Linked DNA regions of Homo sapiens: region 1 is linked to region 2. A link is an interaction called in ENCODE POLR2A ChIA-PET data of the cell type or tissue named here. Cell type or tissue: IMR-90. All regions are shown on one strand.

Region 1 (4,000 bases), 330 kb after region 2:
ATTTCACTGGTGCTACTACTAAACATGTGTGGCATAACAAAATTCAACAGCGACATGAGTTCTAACAGATTGTTCTGTACAGGTGTGCCTGTGAGCAGCAAACGGTTATTTGCCTGTGAATGAAGGTAAAATTTATATTAGCTTTTTCTTAAAGAGCCACTCCTTTCATGTCTATCCTCCCCAGTGAAAGGTGAAGGGAGGAGAGATAAATTAAAACCATTATTAATAATTTAACATTCTGTGATAAATGATATAGTAATTTAAATAATTGACGTCCGCTATTATCAACAGCAATGAATACGAAAACCATTGGTCTTCTTTTATAAGTAGGTAACTTGTGTCCTCGTATCACCTTTATGAGATGATGAAAGATTATTTATAAATAGTTTAACATATAGAACAGGTAAATTATGGCTTATGACCTAATAATTTTTTAAAGGGTTGTTAAAAAACAAAATCAAAGAATACGTGACAGAGGCCATCTAGTCCATAAAGTGTGAAATATTTACTATCTTCCCTTTTACAGAAAAAACTTGCTAACACAGAATACTACATATATTAAACTACATAATACAGATTCTGCTAATAAATACTACATATATTAAATTACGTAATCTAAATTTTACAGTAATTTGGAAAACTTTACAAACATTCTCTTACATTAATTGTCATAAGGTGCTGGTAGCGAATGGAGCCCATATTCTTCAGCATATGGCCCTCATCAAAAATTGCGTAATTAAGTTTCAGCCGTCGAAACAGACTACGGTCATCAGAACTGCTGATCGCACAGTTATATCTGTCACCAAAAGAAAAAACATCTCTAAGGTTATACCTTTAAGAGCTTGGAGTCTAGTGAAATTTAATGTCTTATAAAATCATTTTTTATTTACACATTTCTAACAGCCAGTACTTAAAGCACAGCACTAGACACGGGTGATACTCAAATAAATACTGACGTACTTGTATTTAATAATTATTGATGTACACTGTAACCAAGCTATGAAAGCTGCAATACATAATTGAAAGAAAATGTTAAAAGGCTGGGAGCGGTGGCTCACACCTGTAATCCCAGCACTTTTGGAGGCCGAGGCGGGCGGATCACGAGGTCAGAAGATCGAGACCATCCTGGCTAACACGGTGAAACCCTGTCTCTACTAAAAATATAAAAAATTAGCCGGGTGTGGTGGTGGGCGCCTGTAGTCCCAGCTATTCAGGAGGCTGAGGCAGGAGAATGGCGTGAACCCGGGAGGCAAGAGGTTGCAGTAAGCTGAGATCGCGCCACTGCACTCTAGCCTGGGGGACAGAGTGAGACTCCGTCTCAAAAAAAAAAAAAAAAAAGAAAATGTTAATGTTACAATCGGACAACTTCTACATACCCAGGAGGAGGTCAATTTGGGTATAACTTGTAAGTAATCTGCTCCATGAAGTGTTATATTTTAATAAGCACAAAAAAGAACGTGAAGCTAAAACATGTTTCTCTTTAAAACTTAATATTTTATTAAACTAGCAGATTAGATCCAAGAAATAATAGTTAATAGCTAGCAGCTTGAGACTGCATATGGAGCCTGTTTTATTAAGAAAAAATAAAATTCCGCATGAATTTTTAAAGGACAGACTCCTACACAAGAAGCCAGTAGAGAGAAATAATAACTACAGTTAAAATAGAACTTTAAATAAATCAACTAATGTAACACAAGAGCATTAAGTTCTGTGCAAGATATTTACATCAATTATTACCAAGTAGTATTATTAGTATTATTTTTCATTTTTATTTCTGCCCTAACTCAAATTTTTCATTGAGAAAATGAAATTTCATTGTATTTATTACAGATACTTATTTGTAAGTTAAAAATATAAATAATTTTGGTGGGATATCTCAAATTTTACTTTAAGCTTAACTGAGAAATTACTATTACAAGACGACTTTTTTCAATAACTAGGCAAAACCTTTTTATAGTCACCATTAATGAGGTGATTCACTAACAAAAACCTCCTATATGGGTATTACACACCAAACTAAAAAATGCCTGAATCCTCAACATTAGTCATTCTATTACTTTCGTATCACAGTTAACAGCATAAACTTTCCTACATAGTACTACTACAATTTCTTTTTTAAATTTGGGGGCTGCATAAATATCCATCCTCCCCAAATTTCTCAATACTTACGTGGTCACAATTACATTGTAATCTTCATATCTACTATGAATGTTAAATCTAATTTGTTTACGTTCTTCTTGAGAACCTAGAATTTAAAAACAATAAACACATGACTATTTATTGTGCTGTACTTTATTTTTAATTTCCAAAGTTAAAAGCAGAATGACATATTCTTACCATAGTAACAGAGGACCTTCAAAGTAGGGCACCATAAATTAACTTCCCTTAACCAGTTATCTATGGAACAGAAGAGACATTATTTGCATCTGCTACAATAGGGTATGTTCACATGGTTAAATTAACACTAAACTTTGACAAGTGCTACTCAGAAATCAGTCTTTTATAAAAAGTAAATACTGGCCCAGCAAGGTGGCTCATGCCTGTAATCCCAACACTTTGGGAAGCTGAGGCGGGTGGATCACCTGAGGTCAGGAGTTTGATACCAGCCTGGCCAACATGGTGAAACCCCATCTCCACTAAAAATACAAAAATTAGCCAGGCATGGTGGCGGGCGCCTGTAGTCCCAGCTACTCGGGAGGCTGAGGCACGAGAACCTGGGAGGCGGAGGTTGCGGTGAGCCAAGATTGAGCCACCACACTCCAGCCTGGGTGACACAGCGAGACTGTCTTAAAAAAAATAAATAAAAATTAAAAATTAAAATATAAATACCATGGCGATTGTTTTTATCACAGACCCTTTACAATATTACTCCTTATGAAACCTATGTAAAATGATCTTGAGGTTTTGTGAGGCATCAAAATGAAGGGCAGATGACCAAATATTATATTTACAGTTGATTATTAACCTCCAATTTAAAGAGAAGGGGGTTTTCTTTGTTACATTCACATGTACAAATATTCTCTTATTCTAACTTCTACATCCAACGAATTGAGAAAGAATGGAACAGTTATGTGTGTAGGAATTAATTACGTATCTGTTTAATTCTACATTTAAAAGTACTCATTTTCTCTTAGTCACTTTTAAAAGTAACTAAAAGTATTATGAAACCAACATAAATCGTCCTTGGTCTAAAATTTTAAAACTGACTTACATTTGAGTTCTTTTTAAAAGACTGCCAATATAATCAAACACACATATATAAACAAAGGAGAAAAGTATAAAGAGACCATAAAATTAATATTCATCTCTACAAACTAAGAAACCACAACACCCCTCCGACACACACCCTTACACACACTCTCTTCTACCTATATAAAACATGATAAAGTTAAATACAGTTGTCTCCAGTATTACAAACCTATAGTTGAAGCTGGAACAACGATCAAATGAGGACCATTATTACCCTCCTGATAGAGGTATGCCAGAAATGCAATGGCTTGAATAGTTTTTCCTAGGCCCTAAAAAGTTTAAAAGACAATATATAACATTTTAAAACAAACAAAAAATAAATACATAAAAATACAGAAGAAAAAGCAGTAATTCTGTGCTGTATTCACTTTTGATTTCCCAGAATGCAACTCTAAAGGAATTTCTACTATGTTCTTAGTTCTCAAATGACAGAATTGATTATAATCTCCAAATGATGCTATAACTTACTTTACTGAGCAGTGGATAGATCTTCATTGCTAGTTCATATACAATACACATTAATATGGAAGACTTTTTGCATTGCATGGAAAGGATATAATTTTGGTTATTGCTTAGACACAGTGAATGTTTAATATCCACTGAATGGTTTAAGGGCAATGTCCCATGACTAAATGGAGGAAACATATGCCTAATCTATCCCAGCAATTCTACCCTTAAGAATATAATCATGAGATATGAGCGCTTATGTTGGCAAAAGGACTTGGGTAAGAATGTTCATAGTTTTATCTTA
Region 2 (4,000 bases):
TTAGCCAAACTCTAAAAACCTGACTTAAGACAAAATCTTAAACTACCTCATTTACTATGGAACAAACATCAGTATCTGTTCTCATTCTGACATTCCCCAGTGTTTACTCCTTTTAGGTTGGAGGAAGCTCTGATTAATAGCATATCTGCAGCAGCCAAATTTTCTGCCTTGTCTTGCTTAAATGAGTTTTCATTTCTCACCAGAGAGGGTTATGAAGACTTCCTCTTTCCCAGATAAAGTCTTTCCCTTTTGGCTTGCTTTTCTCAGGATACATGAACAAAGAGCTATTCATGCATTGTGTCTATTTCTGCACCATCTCTGCACTTGTTCATTACGGACCCTTGTGAACAATCTGTCCAGCAAATCAGGTGTGAGTTGTCCATCTACTAATTTACCATCCTTACCATCCTGTAGGACCAGTAAGAAGAATTCTTTTTCTATCCCCTAGTCCGGACAACTGCCCAAGAGCAACATTCTAATGCTGTGTACTCCATCTCCTCCCTTAATCTCAGTGGCCTCGATTAATCCATCTCTCCTTCTCTACTGGATGCTTTGTGTCCTCTTTTAAAATGCAGTAGTTTCTCTTAAAAACAACAGACTATCTTTACTTTCTATTTTCCTGTTCCACTTACCAGCCAGACTCTGAAATAACATTATACTCACTTGACTGTCAGTCTTCAGCCATCTCAACTAGACCCCAACCCCCAACACTCTATGAAACTGCATCTTGCTAAGGTCACTGATGACCTTCTTGTGGCTAAATTCAATGGACAATTTGCATTCCTCATTTTAAAAACTGTGGTAAAAAATACATAACATGAAACTTACTATCTTAACGATTTTCAAGTGCACAGTCAGTAGTGTGAAGTACGTTCACATTATTGTGGAAGAGATCTCCAGAAGTTTTTCATCTTGCATATTCGAAACTCTATACCCATTGAACAACTACCCCTTCCCCCTCCCCCTAGCCTGTGGTAACCAGCACCATTCTACTGTTTCTATGAAGATGACTACTTTAATTCTTTTTTTGGAGACGGAGCCTCACTCTGTCACCCAGGCTGGAGTACAGTGGCACAATCCCGGCTCACTGCAACCTCCACCTCCCTGGTTCAAACGATTCTCCTGCCTCAGCCTCCTGAATAGCTGGGACTACAGGTACGTGCCACCACGCCTGGCTAATTTTTGTGTTTTTAGTAGAGACGGGGTTTCTCCATGTTGGTCAGGCTGGTCTCGAACTCCCGACCTCCAGTGATCCGCCTGCCTTGGCCTCCCAAAGTGCTGGGATTACAGGCGTGAGCCACCACACCCAGCCCGAAGATGACTACATTAGATACCTCCTAAGCCTGACCCGAAGATGACTACATTAGATACCTCCTATCAGTGGAATCATACAATATTTGTCTTTTTGTGCACATTCCTCATTTTACTTAGTGTCTGGCTCAATTGACTACTGCTTCTCTTTTCCTGTCATTTGTGCCTCAACCCTATTTACCTGCCTGTTTTTAGTAGTATTTCACTGGCTATTCTGTTGCCCGAGAGTTCTCTGTCCTAGGCTTTATTTCTCTGTACTCTGCTATCATTAGTACAGTGACATTACTCTGTCCTGTAGCTTTAACACCACCTAATGTCCAGATTTATATCTAGCCCAGCTGTCTCCTATGAGCAGTAGCCCATATTTTGAATTGCCCTTTAGTTATTAATACCTCTAATATCTCTCTGTCTCAAATCATCTTTCACCATGTCCAAATGACTCTACTTCCAAATTTATATTTTTAATCTATCAGTGGTGTGATGGGTCCCCTACCAGGTTACTTAAGGGTGTTATATTCAATGCTTGAAACTTGAGGGCCAGGCAGTTAGCTAAGGCCATGGTGCCTAGCCGAGAAGCAGGGGTCCCTGAGAACGCAAACATCCTGAGGCATGGCTGGGAATATACCAAGGAAAAAAGTCCCAGCACACTCACACACGCGCGCGTGCGCACACACATACACGGCAAAGAGCCAGAAAATTAGCTTAAAAGCAGCCTAGAGATGGGAGGCGGTGTGGATCTCTTGGAGCCATACTGCTGCTGTCCAGCAGTGCCCTGTATGTATGTCCTAATAAACTCATCTACTCATCAAGCTGGACTTGTCTGAGTCATTCTCTTGGCAACGTCCCAGTTTTCCCAGTTTGCGGAGGGTTGGGGGGGCATTACAGTCCCAAGTTTTTCTCATTACGCCATCCATCTACCCCATTTCTCTGCTACCACCCTCTCTCATCCAGACTATGATAAGCACTAACTTATACTAGTGATTTAAGAACTGTCTAACTGCTCTCTTGCTTCCTCTCTTGCCAAATCCTGCCCCTTCCAGCCCCTGTGTTTTCTGGCATGGTTTAGTATAGCCCATGTGCCTTAAGAAAAAACAACAAAACACATTTTATCAAATCATTCTTTTGATTAAAACCTTGCAACAAATTCCTACTGCAGTTAGGATAATACCCAAAGTGCTTAACATTCTCTACAAAATCCCCAAATGACCTGTTATGATCAACCTCTCAATTATCTTTCCACACCAATTTTCCCTTTATTCACTGAACTCCAGTCACATTAGACTACCTGTACAATGTCTTGAACAAACTAAGTTCTTCCAGGATTCAGGCTCTTGGTCATTAATGATAATATTATTACTTTTACTTCATTTTTTAACTTACATGTAAATCATTTGTTAATAATAAAAGCAAATATTTTTTCATCGCTTAATATGTATCATCATATTTAATCCTTCCAATAATCTTTCAACCCTGGTACTAAAATTATCCTTGGTAATTTACTAAAGTTAGTACTTTGGTATATGGTGGAGCTACTGTACTGGCACCCATGGTTAGAATAACTTCAGTGGAATGAGGAGAACAAAAACCAGGCTGCAGGGGCCTGGTGTGGTGGCTCACACCTGCAATCCCAGCACTTTGGGAGGCCAAGGCAGGTGGATCACCTGAGGTCAGGAGTTCAAGACCAGCCTGGCCCACATGGCAAAACTCCGTCTCTACTAAAAAAAATATAAAAATTAGCTGGGTGTGGTGGTGGGTGCCTGTAATCCCAGCTACTCGGGAGGCTGAGGCAGGAGAATCACTTGAACCTGGGAGGCGGAGGTTGCAGTGAGCCAAGATCCTGCCATTGCATTCCAGCCTGGATGAGAGAGCGAAACTCCGTCTCAAAAAGAAACCAGGCTGCAGGATGGTAAAGTTCTCTATCAGTAATAAAATTTCAAAATGTTAATTTGGGTCATCCAGATTTTGATGGAATTATATGCAAACTATGTTCTAAGAAGAAATCTGTCACAAAGGCGAACCTTAAAAAAATCTTAAAAATAATGCAAACATTTTCTTTTACAACATAAAAATGGCATCTTCAATTAAAATTTTAAATGCTTCCTATTTCTGAATATAAATATGATAAAATGATCAAATAGACTAGTGACTTATTACATACCCACACGACGAGTTTTCAATAAGAGGAAAAATTCACAAACCTTGAAATATACGTTTTATTAAAAGGTAAAGGAGGAAAATGACAATAAATTGTCCTTGGTATTCTACTTCCACAAAGCAAACTTTTATGTAATAATATTGCTAAGCAGAAACTAGAATATATCAGAGTCATAGCTAGATTCTGCCCTTTTGGGGTTCACTGGCATAGCAAAGCTATTTATTTTAGCCAAGGAAACTGCTAGGCATGTGAAAAAAATAAGTATTTTCTGCTGGCTTCCTGACAATAAATATGTTGAGTTTGCTCATTTGTAACTATGATCTCCCTTCTGGAAAACTAAATCAACTAAACCTCAGGTGGGAATTTCTGGTACTCTCAATCATAAGCTATCCATTTATTAATTGGTTTTCAATAGTCTTTGTTTCTGTAGCAGCCTGAAAATGTTACTTGAGCCTGCTAATTCTACCTTTATTACATAGATGGCATCTTGAGAATTTAAAAATAAGCAAGTAGAGTTATCCTTGCTTTGCACAT

The links. ChIA-PET counts read pairs that join two places held together with the same protein. Peaks named below come from ENCODE experiments on the same cell type or tissue, not always from the same donor. Only the 100,000 strongest peaks of a DNase experiment are listed, where the experiment ranks them.
Region 1: POLR2A ChIA-PET joins it to region 2 with 5 read pairs; 1 of 35 experiments calls an interaction of 5 or more read pairs at or near these places.

What each region holds. Positions count from the first base shown.
Region 1 is chr4:94,273,135-94,277,134 of GRCh38, reverse strand. SMARCAD1 (SNF2 related chromatin remodeling ATPase with DExD box 1) reads right to left here. Exons shown (of 24, transcript NM_020159.5): 12 at 3,419-3,518; 13 at 2,338-2,397; 14 at 2,170-2,245; 15 at 661-796; 16 at 1-113. Among named protein-coding and RNA genes, the nearest start is that of SMARCAD1, 67 kb to the right of the region's middle. In IMR-90, no CTCF peak of the experiment used is centred here; a DNase peak (open chromatin) is centred at 2,004.
Region 2 is chr4:94,601,664-94,605,663 of GRCh38, reverse strand. All of the region lies in intron 7 of PDLIM5 (PDZ and LIM domain 5), which reads right to left. Among named protein-coding and RNA genes, the nearest start is that of PDLIM5, 150 kb to the right of the region's middle. In IMR-90, no CTCF peak of the experiment used is centred here; a DNase peak (open chromatin) is centred at 2,143; H3K27ac peaks cover 165 bases.